2 separate regions of the Homo sapiens genome follow, and region 1 is linked to region 2. A link is a contact called in ENCODE Hi-C or POLR2A ChIA-PET data. All regions are on one chromosome and are shown on one strand. The core of a region is the stretch at or near the end of the contact, and the rest is flanking DNA. Distances in the headings are between cores, read along the strand shown.

Evidence for each region. A loop is a pair of places that touch in the nucleus more often than their neighbours do. ChIA-PET counts read pairs that join two places held with the same protein, here RNA polymerase II (POLR2A). Pooled maps may share reads with other maps.
Region 1: a loop to region 2 is called in a pooled map, with 4 times the contacts of the local background. The contact joins the promoter of FLII here to the promoter of RAI1 in region 2. A Hi-C loop is called at or near these places in 5 of 50 pooled maps. POLR2A ChIA-PET finds 5 or more read pairs at or near these places in 2 of 52 experiments (MCF 10A and activated T-cell).

The regions. Positions count from the first base shown.
Region 1 is chr17:18,256,527-18,262,446 of GRCh38, forward strand. FLII (FLII actin remodeling protein) reads right to left here and starts at 2,212. Exons shown (of 30, transcript NM_002018.4): 1 at 2,102-2,212; 2 at 383-493; 3 at 1-71. The coding sequence starts at 2,164. It overlaps MIEF2 (mitochondrial elongation factor 2), which reads left to right and starts at 4,136. Exons shown (of 4, transcript NM_139162.4): 1 at 4,136-4,211. RefSeq lists enhancers at 178-844, 1,504-1,583, 1,583-2,084, 3,694-3,823, 4,445-5,065 and 1 more and silencers at 1,754-1,893, 1,904-2,303.
Region 2 is chr17:17,677,084-17,682,997 of GRCh38, forward strand. RAI1 (retinoic acid induced 1) reads left to right here and starts at 4,375. Exons shown (of 6, transcript NM_030665.4): 1 at 4,375-4,710. SMCR2 (Smith-Magenis syndrome chromosome region, candidate 2) reads right to left here and starts at 605. Exons shown (of 4, transcript NR_131243.2): 1 at 492-605. RefSeq lists silencers at 4,096-4,605, 4,636-4,775, 4,836-4,915, 4,927-5,099, 5,086-5,914 and an enhancer at 4,416-5,017.

The DNA of each region.
Region 1 (5,920 bases), core at 962-3,461, 580 kb after region 2:
CGCAGCGATGGCAGGCTGGACAGCTCCCCATGAAGCGTGGTCAGGTTGTTGTGGCTCACAGACAAGTGTTCCTGGGCCGGAATGGGGAGCACAGGCTCAGCAGGGTGGGTGGGGTGTCCAGAGTCCCTGCCTGCCTCCACAACTCTGCACCATCCAGGAAGGCCTCAGCCACACTGGCCCAACTACCCCTGCAGCTTCCCTCCCTCACTCACCCGGCCTCTTCTTGCACACCTCCCTGGACAGGGTGCCCACTCCCTTTCTTCCAGCTCTGCTCATAGCTGTCGGTGTTCCTCTCTCTGGAGAAGTTGTCTGCCTTCTCCACAGGCTCTGCCCACCTGGCTCATCCACAGGGACCCTCCCCTGCCCGCCCAAACCCCCTTACCAGCTTCTGCAGGGCGGCCAGCTCCTCGGGCAGGTAGCAGAGGCCAGTGCGGTTCAGCTTCAGCCACCGCAGGCTGGTCATGGCCTTGACATTCTCAGGGAAGTAGCCGCCCTGGGGGAAGGATGTCAAGGTGAAGCACAGAGCCCCTGCTCACCACCTTCTATGGCTCCTCCAGCCCATGGGAGCCTTTGGGGAGCCACAGAACCAACTCTCACCATCTGTGAGAACACAGACAAGTCATTTCATCATTGTGCCTCAATTTCTTCACCCATAGAATGGGAATTTTAAGCCCCCCCGTGACAAAAGTGTTGGCCTAAGATTTGTCTCTCCTACTGGATTCTGGGCCCCAGGAGGGCCAGGACAAAACTGGCTTGTTTCAGGTGAAAGCCCAGCATCCGGCTCTGTGGTTAGCTCGGCTCAAATTCCTTCACCTAGCATTCCACACTCTGACTGGCTGCCTGGGGTGGGGGATCCCCCTTCCAAGCCTTTGCAAAGGCGCCACCTGTGCCCTCATCCTGCCATCAGCACACTGGCAACTCACGGCCAGGGTCAAACCCTTGCTTGCGGAGACCGTGGCTCCCCACCCTGCAGGGCAGGCCAGCATCACTGCACTCCCCTGGTGTGTGAACGCCCACCTCGGCACCTCCAGCCCTTGTGGCACCAAGTCTGGGGCAGTAGGTGCCTTCAGTGCCTGCGGCTGATATTCCTTTCCCCCTAGCGCCACATTCCCAGCTGGTGACTCGGACTCTCCCAGTTCAGCAAAGAGGAACGGGGACCCCAGGTTAGGGTGGTGGGGATGGGGTCAGGGAAAAGTGGTGTAGCCACTTGTACTTGGGGTCAAAGGTGTGTACACAGGCAGGTAAACGCAGGAAAAACCTGCCTCCTCGGCCCCAGCCCCAGACCAACAACCCAGGCCGACCCTGCCAGTCACCCACCCTGAAGGTGAGGCTGACCCTCCAGCCAGCTCTCCCTCCCTCTCTTTCTCTGCTTCCCCTTTGGTCAGGCAATGCCTGTCTCATTCTTGAGTCCTGGAACCACCCCGCCGCCCCACCCACTGGCTGCGGAGGGCTGGGCTCCGGTCCCTTTTCTCTCAGTCCAGCAGCTGCTCAGACAACTGCCACCCAGCACCTGGCACACCGGCCTGACACACTCTCCACACCAACAAATCTCACTATACTCCTTGCGTCCAAGGAGGAGACTTTTAAGCCCCTTCACCGGCTGAGAAAGCCTAGGCTCTGAGAGGGGAAGTGATCTGAGAGGCCCAGGATCACACAGTATGGCGGGTGGCGGTGGCGGGGAGAGGGCAGTGATGAGTCGGCTCCACACCCGCCCCTGGGCAGCCGGGCAGCCATCCCTGAGTCAGGGCCTGGCTTGGGCGTGTGACCTCAGAGGGGCGGGGAGGCTCGCCCGATCCCCAGGCCACCATCCAGCCTAGACCGAGAACACGGACGCGGGGTGGGGGCTCCCGGCCGGGCCCCCGGCGGGACTCCGAGCCCAAGCGTCCGTCCCCGGCCTGCCCAGCCTCGGTCTCCCCGTACAGGCACTGGGCGGAGGCCTCGGAGGTCCATTCCTGGCCAGGGGAGAGCCCCACCCCGCCCCGGCCGCAGTCCCTGGGACACGCAGGGCCTGGAGCCGAGCGGGACAGGAAGCGGAGGCCAAGCGGGCCGGGCGGAAGAGAAGGCCTGCAGGGAGGCCCGGCACGCGCCCGGCCCGGCTCACCTTGAAGTCGTTGCCGCTGAGGTCCACGCCACGCACGAACGGCAGCACCCCGGTGGCCTCCATGGCGCCGCTCTCGCTGCCGGGCCGCGCCGGGCTAGGGAGCGCCGGGGCGAGGGCGCTGGGGGGAGCCGCGGGCTGGGCCAGCGCCGGCCCCGCCCCTTTAACCCGCCCGCGCCCGCCGCATTCCGCGGGGAAGTGTAGGCTTTAGGCCTCTTAGGGCCTCAGTTTCCCCGTCTGTTCGAAGACTGCGGAGGCACCAAGGAGTGCGGGCCCCCCCTGTGCTGGAGTTGGAGGCTTCCACGATCTCCAGGCTTAAGTCCCAGCGCCCCAGGGCAGGGGCCGTAACGGCCGCTGGTCGAGGCACCGTCACCTGCGCTGCTGCAGCACATGAAGCTGGCCCTGACCTCAGAGAGATTCTAAACCTCGGCCCCGGGGCGCAGAGGCCCAGGAAGTGCCTGTACTTGGCTGACCGGTGGTAGTGAGACACCTGGATCCTCGGGTCCTAGCTCTCCTGCTTCTGGACTTAGTTTCCTCATGTGTTGTTTTTGTTTTGTTGAGACAGGGTCTTCTTGCTCTGCTGCCCAGGCTGGAGTGCAGTGGTGTGATCATAGCTCACTGCAGCCTCGAACTCCTGGGCTCAGCCTCCCGACTACCTGGGATTATAGGCGCAGGCCACCACACCTGGCTAAATTTATTTATTTTATTTATTTTTTATTTTTTTTGAGACAGAGTCTCGCTCTGTCGCCCAGGCTGGAGTGCAGTGGCGCAGTCTCGGCTCACTGCAACCTCCGCCTCCCGGGTTCACGCCATTCTCCTGCCTCAGCCTCCCGGGTAGCTGGGACTACAGGCACCCGCCACTACGCCCGGCTAATTTTTTTTTTTTTTTTTTTTGTATTTTTAGTAGAGACGGGGTTTCACCGTGTTAGCCAGGATGGTCTCGATCTTCTGACCTCGTGATCCAACCGCCTCGGCCTCCCAAAGTGCTGGGATTACAGGCGTGAGCCACCGCGCCCGGCCTTATTTATACTTTTTGTAGACACGGGGTGCTTGCTATGTTGCCCAGGCTGGTCTTGATCTCCTGGCCTCAAGTGATCCTCTGGTATCAGCTTCTCAGAGTGTTGGGATGACAGGCGTGAGCCACCGCGCCCTACCCAGTTTCCTCATTTGTAAAATACTTTCTAAGGTTGTCACCATGAGCAAATTAACAAAGAATGCACGTGTAGCTCGCAGCATACAGCAGGCGCTCAGTGAGTGGCAGGTTATTATTCCGTTTTGTTTTGTTTTGTGCGCCAGGTTATTATTCCCACTTAGTGTCAGCACCCCTGTGCTCGTACCCCCCTACAAAGGGAGGCTCCAGAAGAGAAGCATCCGTCTTGGTCCTTGCTGTTCAAGGGGGCTCGCCCTGGCTGACACATAGCAGGACCCCAATAAATGAGCCACAGCTGTTATATGCCCAACCATCCTTCGCAGGGGAGGAGGGGGTCTAGTGTCCCCATTTTACAGGAGAAAAACTGATGCCCAGGTGGAGAATGGCCCACACAAGCTCGCACAGAGCAGGTGGCAGGGGTAGGCGCTGTGCCCCTCAGGCCCACAGGTAAGAATGAGGCCACCAAGACACTCTCTCGCAGAGGTGACCTAAGAGGTTGGATGTGCCGGGCCTCTAGCCATGTGCAGCCTCTCTACCTGGTCCCCAGAAGGAACGGGGCCCAGACAGCTTCCTCCACACCGGAGGCTCACATTACAACGCACAGACGTCCTGGAGGGTCGCCTGTCACGTCACCTGTTCGCGGTCTCGGAATGCAGCCCTGCACCTTTAAATCCAGACTGCGTCAGGGAGTCCCGCCCCAGAGGGAGTGCGGCTGTCGGCTGGGGGGCGGGACCTGCCCTTCATTGGCTGAACCGCGCAGTATTTTGGCACCTGTGCGCTGGACTCGAGCGCTCCGATTGGAGTTAGGGCCTGCTTGTCTGCGTGCTGCGAAGTCCGCGGCTGCCCCCGGGGCCCTAGTCGTTGGGTTCCAGGGTCCTTCACGTTCCATTCCCAGGCTGGTCTGAGCTCCGGGGCCGTGGTCCCGCTGCCTCCTCCGGTCGTCGTGCGGAAGCTGCGACGCAGGTACAGCTGGAGCGCGGCGGGGCGGCCCCCAGGGTCACCGGGCTCGGGGCTTGGCGCGCGACGGAACGCAGATCGGGGGCGTGGCCCGCGATCACCGCTGGGGAAGGCGGGGAGGGGACCTTTGGGGGACCAAGGGCAGCGTTCGAATCCTAGCCCAGCCCCCTTCCCCTCTCGGTCTCTTGGTTTATCCTGCGAACGGGGCGTCACCCGCCCACCTAGGGCTGCTGCGCGGCCTGCTCCGCCCGGGCCCAGGGCAGGCAGGTTTGGCGGAGGAGGGAAGGCCAAACGGCCTCCAGGGCCCCGCTGCGCAAACTTGGGTTATTTTCAGCCACCCGTGCCCTTTCCTGCTTCTCGGAGCTGGAAGGCTGTGGACTGAGGCCTGCGCGACCCCGCCAGAGATGGGGCTGAGTCCCAATTTAGACAGGTTGGGAGTATTTAAAGCGCTTTACAGTTTGCAAAGTAGATTCCTGGTCTCTCTGGGGGCGGGTGGCAGTATTGATCCCCGAGTCACCGATGAGGAGATTGAAACCGGCCCTGGGGCCGTGGCGGGTCACCCGGTTGGCCTGGGATCGCCCCAGAGACCGTCTTATTTTTAGTCTGGGGCGAATGGGCGGGTGTACGGGGCTGAGTCACACAGCGCTTCAGGCTTCAGCTACTCCAGGCATCTGGTCACCTGGCAACTGGGCCCCTGGCACCCACACTCTGGCAGGGCAGGTAGAAGTCCTTGGTGCCCGGGCAGGCTGTGACCTCATGGTCATCTGCTCAGGCCTCCCCGGGAGAGTTCTGCTTGGTGTCTAACTGATGTCCTAAGGTCCCAGCCCTTCTCAGCTCCCAGGGCCTGAGGGCAGTGTCCCCCTCGCAGAACGTGAGGAATGTGGACTGGGCCCTAGGAGATCTTTGCCTCCACTTCCCAAGTGCTGGCCCCCACCCAGCCACACACTTCAAGGCTGCCCACATCTGCCCCTCACTGCTGCCTATGCCATCTTACAGGTGAGCAAACAGGCTGGGGCCCAGGCCTTCACCTTACTTTCTGTGTTGCTTGGCCTTCCGGCAGTTGAGAAGCATCACCCACCACTACCTACACATTGTCCCAAGACTGAGAGGCCCAGAGAGCCCCCTGTACAGAGGCACTGGGCAGCCCTTTCTGCCCTGCCAAAGGGGCTTCAACCCTGACAAGCACATCTGCATTGGCCTGCCTGGGCAGCTTGGGCCGTCTTACTCTGCCCGTGCTCTGACTTGGTAGCTCTGCCTCTTGGGCTACCCTGTCAAGATTTGGGGGTAACTGGTCCCAGTGGTCCCCCAGACTGGCTGGGGCCCCAAATTGTTGGTCTTCTCTGGACTTTGGGCTCTTCTGAAGAGGTTATCATAGAGGGCTGCTGTGCCCTCTGGGTAGGAACCTTCAGATGAGGCTGCTGCTGAGGACCTGGGCACCTGGCACAGGGAGAATCCGTCAGACTCTGTGGGCGGATGAGAGTCTGGAGGCCTTGCAGTCATGGGTTGGAGACCTTACCACTCACTTGTGAGCTGGCAGCCTGTAGCTCTGTAACATAGGGGTAGTGATGATGACACCCTGGTGATGTCAGAGGTCCTGGAGGGTGGGCTCCAGGGAGAGAGGCCCCTTCCTATACCTGCACAAGCCTCAGGGCCTTTGTGAGCTTCTTTCCAGGCAGCTTTGGGAGAAGGGGCTTGGCAGCTCCCTCATCTCCTCA
Region 2 (5,914 bases), core at 3,125-5,624:
CCCCAACACTGACTTTATTGAGCCTCTGCATTGCATAGCGTGCACACCCCTGCTCACCCTTCTACCTGTGTGCAACTAAGGATGACAAGCAGGGTCAGCAGCAGAAGTGTCTTGGGGCTAGCTCTGCTGACAGTGATCCCTGATCAGTTCCTAGTTCTCTTCTGAGAAGACTGAGCCCTCTCAACCAGCATCATTCAGAGCAGTCTCAGGATGGTTAGGCCTATGGCTGTCCTCCTCTGGAAGGGCCCTCGTTTGTTCAGAAGCCTCCCTGGTTAAAGCAGGCAGAGGAAAATCACTCTTGAAAGCTCAACTCACTAATCACCTCCTCCAGGAAGCCTTCCCTGAATTCCTTGACAGGACTAGGTCATTACTCTGCATGCCTGGGCACCACAGCACTCTTCATGGGTAACTTTCACATTGCAACCCAGGGTCTAACCCAGTGTCTGACCCACAGTGGGCTCTCCATGCATGAAATGGGTGACTAAACTCACCTGCTGTGTGACTTTGGATCAGTGACTTCACCTCTCTGAGCCTTGATTTTCTTATCTGTAAAATGAGTTGAGGCAAGACAGCATTCAGAGGGTCCTTGCAGATGTGATTAAATAAATTAAGAGTCTTCTTGAGATGGAGGGATTAGCCTGGATTATCCAGGTGGACCGGAATGGAATCACAAGGGTCCTCATGAGCAGAGGCAGGAAGGTCAAGGGAGGAAGTAGAAGCTGGGACAATGGAAGCAATTGTTTTCTTGCCTGTTCTAGCTTCTGGAGGTCACCAAGGGGTCACAAGCTGAGAAACACAGGCAACCTCCAGAAATTGGAAAAGGCAAGGAAGAGATTCTCTCCTGGAGGCACCAGGAGAGCTAGCCCAGCCCACACCTTGGCTTTAGCCCAGTGAAACTGATTTTGGAGTTCTGACCTCCAGAACTGTAAAGAATAAATCTGTCTAGGCTGGGCAACATGGTGAAACCCACTCTCCACAAAAAATACAAAAATTAGCTAGGCTTGGTGGTGTGGTATGTGCCTGTGGTCTCAGCTACTTGGAAGGCAGAGGCACGAGAATCACTTGAACCCGAGAGGCAGAGGTTACAGTGAGCCAAGATTGCGCCACTGCACTCAAGCCTGGGCAACAGAGCAAGACTCTGTCATAAATAAATAAATAAATAAATAAATAAATTAATTAATTAATTAATTTGTGTTATTTTAAGCCACTTGTGGAATTTGTTACAACATCCCTAGGCACCTGGCACACAGTAGGTACTCAAAAGTGGCAGTTCTGGTCAGGCGTGGTGGCTCACACTTGTAATTCCAGCACTTTGGGAGGCCAAGGCAGGAGGATCACTTGAGCCCAGAATTCAAGACCAGCCTGGGCAACATAGCAAGATGCCATCTCTATAAAAAATAAATTGGCTAGGCATAGTGGTGTATGCCTGTGGTCCCAGTTACTCAGGGGGCTGAGGTGGGAGAACTGCTTGAGTTCAGGAGTTTGAGGCTGCAGTCAGCTATGATCACACCATTGCACTCCAGCCTGGGCAACAGAGTGAGACTCTGTCTTACACACACATATACACACATTCACACTCACACACAAAAGCAGTTGTTAGTACCTTGACCGCACACCCTCTTCCATCTGCCTGCATATTCCTTCCTCCTCTCACTCTCTGGGACACCCATCCCCTTTGCAACCCAGGGCTCCCTTCCTGCCCATCCTCTGAGGTCTGCCTCAATCGCCACCTCCTCCAACCCTTCGCTGAACTGACATCCAGAAATGCTAATCCCTTGAACAAATGTGCTTCCTTGAGTGGTGCCTGAGCTATGGCTCCCAAAGAGGCCAGGCTTGTGATCCTCTTTGTACCCCCAGCCCTGCCTACAGGGTCCAGTGGCCCCAGTCATGTAAACTTGATACCAAGGAATTTTCAAAACAAAAAATACCTAATTCCAAGGCCAGAAAATTGACTCTCCTTGGGGTTCCAGCTGGTCTCCCACCCTCTCCAGGTGGAGAAGCTAGTCTTGGGGACCCTTGTGTGGGAACCAGAAATCTCCCAGCAAGACCTCCTTGTCTTGCCTCCCACTGGGGTCCCTAGAACCAGCCTTCCCTTAGGCTCCACTCAGGAGCAGGTTAAGGTAAGGCAGGGAGGGCAGGAGACCAGCTCGGGGTGGAGATTGGGAGCCCTGGATGGATGATAGGGACTGTTCCCATTAATCTAGCATCTTAAAGCAGTAATAGCACTTACTGCATGCCAGGCTGTGAGCTAAATGCTTTCCACACGTACCTCATTCAATCCTCTCAACAGACCCATGAGGTAGGTACTATTATCCCCATTCTACAGATGAGGAAACGGAGGCTCAGCAAGTTAAGTAGTTTGCCCAAAGCCACCCAGCTGGGCATAGAGGAGCCACGTTTAGAAACCAGATTTGCCAGGCGCGGTAGCTCATGTCTGAAATCTCAGCACTTTGGGAGTCCGAGGCAGGTGGATCACCTGAGGTCAGGAGTTCAAGATCAGCTTGACCAACATGGAGAAACCCTGTCTCTACTAAAAATACAAAATTAGGTGGGTGTGGCGGTGCATGTCTGTAATCCCAGCTACTCGGGAGGCTGAGGCAGGAGAATTGCTTGAATCTGGGAGGCAGAGGTTGTGGTGAGCCAAGATCGCACCATTGCACTCCAGGCAGGGCAACAGGGGCAAAACTCCGTCTCAAAAAAAAAATACATAAATAAATAAATAAAAATAAACCAGATCTGTCATCCAGAAACCGCACTTAAAACAAGCTTAAAACAACACAGTTCGCACTGGGATCCAGCTCTGTCTTGCTCTTGACATTCACCCTGGGAGACGGGTAGCCAAGTCCAGTAGGAAGGACTGTGGGGACCTGTGTTGATTCTGTCCTGTAGCTTGAGAACCTGGACAGGGGACTTCACCACTCTGCGCCTGTTTCCTCATCCACAAAATGTGATGAGCCGACCTCACAGAGGGGGCACCAGGATCTAATGAGACCATGCACAGAAGGGGCACAGCAGGCCTGGGACAGAGTGAGGGCCCCCCATCTATCACAATACCTTATTTTGCAGATGCAGGATTCACTTGTCCCAGGTCACCCACAAGCTCTGATGCCTTGACCAGCTCCCCTCTGCCCTACCAAAGGACAAATGAGGGAGGCTTCGATGGGGCTGTTAATGGGGTCATATCCCACAGACCCTAGAGCCTGGGTGGGGCTGAGAGGCTTCCCAAGCAGGTGGCAGTGAGCTCCCACCTGAGCTATGGCAAGTAGAGACCTAGGCATGAAATTGCTCCGAGGTCTGTACCTTAAGTTTCATGCAAGGACTCTCTCATTCAACATGCCTCTGTTTAAAGTCTGCCAGTGGCTACCTTCCTTGCACTAGAATTGCAAACAAATTCCTCACTGAGCTCTCTGCAGCCCTGCAGGCTCTGGCCCTCCCGATATGGCTCTGACTTCAATGTGCCCATTACTTGTCCCCTTGCTGACGGCCTCCTCACAATTCCACTTACTCACCAAGTTCTCTCCTGCCTCAGGACCTTTGCACTTGATGTTCTTTCTGCCAATGATGCTCTTCCCAGGAGGGCAGGCCCCTGTAGTCCCAGCTACTCAGAAGGCTGAGGTGGGAGGACTGTTTGAGGCCAGGAATTCAAGTTCGGCCTGGGCAACACAGCAAGACCCTGCCTCTAAAAGAACAAAATGCTCTTCCCAGACTCTACCCATGGCGGTTCCTCTTGCTATTTAGATCTTTGCACAGACAGGCCTCCTTCTCTCTCCCCCAGCCAAGGAGCCCTAGCCGTCACTTCACCTGCTAATTTTCGTCCTAGCACTTACTGCTCTAAAATTATCTTCGTCATGTATCTAAGCATTTGTTTGCTGTCTGTCTCTTCCCACCAGGATGCCAGCTCCACGACAGCAGGGACCGCATTGTCTCTGCTGATTCCTCAAGACTCAGCAAGGTGCCAGGTGCCCAGTAAATGAAGTTTACATGAAGCCAATGGAGTTTTGAAATCGAAAATGTTTCTCAAACTGCAAAGAAGTGGGCACAGGTGAGGGCTAATGGTGGGGTGAGGGTGGGGGCCTGGCCTGACGCTGGAAGCTCCTGTACGCAGGGCGCTAGTGTCCTCCCAGGCCGCACCGGGATCCCACCGCAGAGGCCCCCTCCCGCAGGCCGGCCAGCGGGCGGGGGGCGCGCAGTGGGGCGCGCGGACCGCCAGGGGGTGCTGTCGGGGCGCGCACGGCCCACCTGGCGCCCGGGGCCGCGAGCGAGCGCAGCCAGGCCGCCCGGGAACTTTTTTCCTCGCGCTCTTGCTCTCCTTCTCCCCCCGCGCGTCGCCCGCCCGCCCGTCCGCTCGTCCGCTCTTCCTGTGCGGAGGGGATCGCATTCCTCGCGGCACCCGCGGACACCAGGCAGGCCCGGCCGGGTGCGCGGCCAAGGCCCGCTCCCCGCGTCCCCGGGCGCCGCCCCCGCCCGCGGCTGGGCTCCGAGAGACGAGTGGGAGAGCGAGTGCAGCGAGGGCGAGAGGCGAGCCGAGCAGGCCGCCCTGCCCGCGGCCCTAGCGCCGGCGCGAGGAGGGGGCGCCGCGGCCCACCCTCCTTCCTGCCTGGCCGCGGGCCGGCCGGGCCGCCGCGCCCCGACCCCCATGGCCACCCAGGCCTCCGGGCCGCGAAGTCGCAGCGCCAGACCCAAGGCCCCCGAGTGAGCGCGGGCGCCGAGGTGAGCAGCGAGCGCCGGGGCGCGGGGGGCGCAGTGTATCCTGCCCCGGGGCGGGGGCGGCGCGAGGCGTCGGGATCCTAGGCCGGGTGATGAGCCGAGGCGGGTTCGGACGCCGAGCGCGCGCGCTGGGTGGAGATGTGGGGTCCGCGGGGTCCTTGCTTTGTGTGGTGTGGGGGGTGCGCGAGGTCACCGGATGGACGTCTGGGGAGCTGCAGGGTGGGGGCGCCCTGCGCCGCGGCTGAGGGTCTTCTGGGGGATGTGCGGCCAGCTGAGGTCGGGTGGGGGCATGGGGGCGCGAGGGGCGAGTGTGGCAAGGGATCTGCTTGCGCCGAGGCGCGGAGTCTTTGCGGAGCGTGGGGTGGGGACGTGGGGTGCATTCGCGGGGCGCCGGGGGCGGAGGTGAGCTTTGTGAGTGCGTCCGAGGTGGGGGACGGGGAGCTGACTTCCCCATGCGTGACCCGGGCCCGGCGTGGCCATCGCTTGGGAGTCAGGGCCGGCGAAGGCCGTGCGTGGCGAGATGGGTGCTCGGGCTCTCTGCGGTGTCCCTACCCGGGCAGCGGCCCCGGGGCCTGTGCGCAGGCCCCGAGGCCGGGCAGGAAGCGGCCCCCGCGACCTGGGGAGCTCTGTAGCGGCCAGGCCCGGGAGGCACGGGCCCTTCGGGGATGACGTCACGGGCGGGGGCCCCGGACACGCGAGCCTTGCGCCCCACAGACGGCGGCGCAGCCCGCCGCCCTTTTCGAGGCCGGCCCCCCCTCTCACGCGCCTTGAAGGCAGGGAACCCGGGAGGAGGACATGGGGGCCGAGTGCGGCGGGGACAAGGGGTGGCAGGACGCGAGGGTGACATTTGGAGCCTGGTCGCGCCAGGGGCCTCCGTGGTGGGGCGGAGGGGAAGCGAAACACCAGCCAGGCCCTAGGCCGTCGCGGCCCCAGCTTCCTGGGGCGCCCGTTTTCCCGGCTAGCAGTTTTCTTTCTTGGGGCTCTTGGTCGTTATCCAGTCCACGCAGGGGCCGGAGTGCGGGCTGCCGCGGTGCTCTCCTGCGCGGAGCCCGGGCTGGCGGGGGCGCGGCGGGCCTCGGGCTCTGAATGGATGGGAGCGAGTGTAACAATGCGCCGGTGGGGGCTGGGGGAGGGGAGGCCGCGCGCCTGAATGGCGGAGCCGGCCGGGCGCTGCTCCGCGCGCCGCACACTCTCCCGCGCCGCCTTC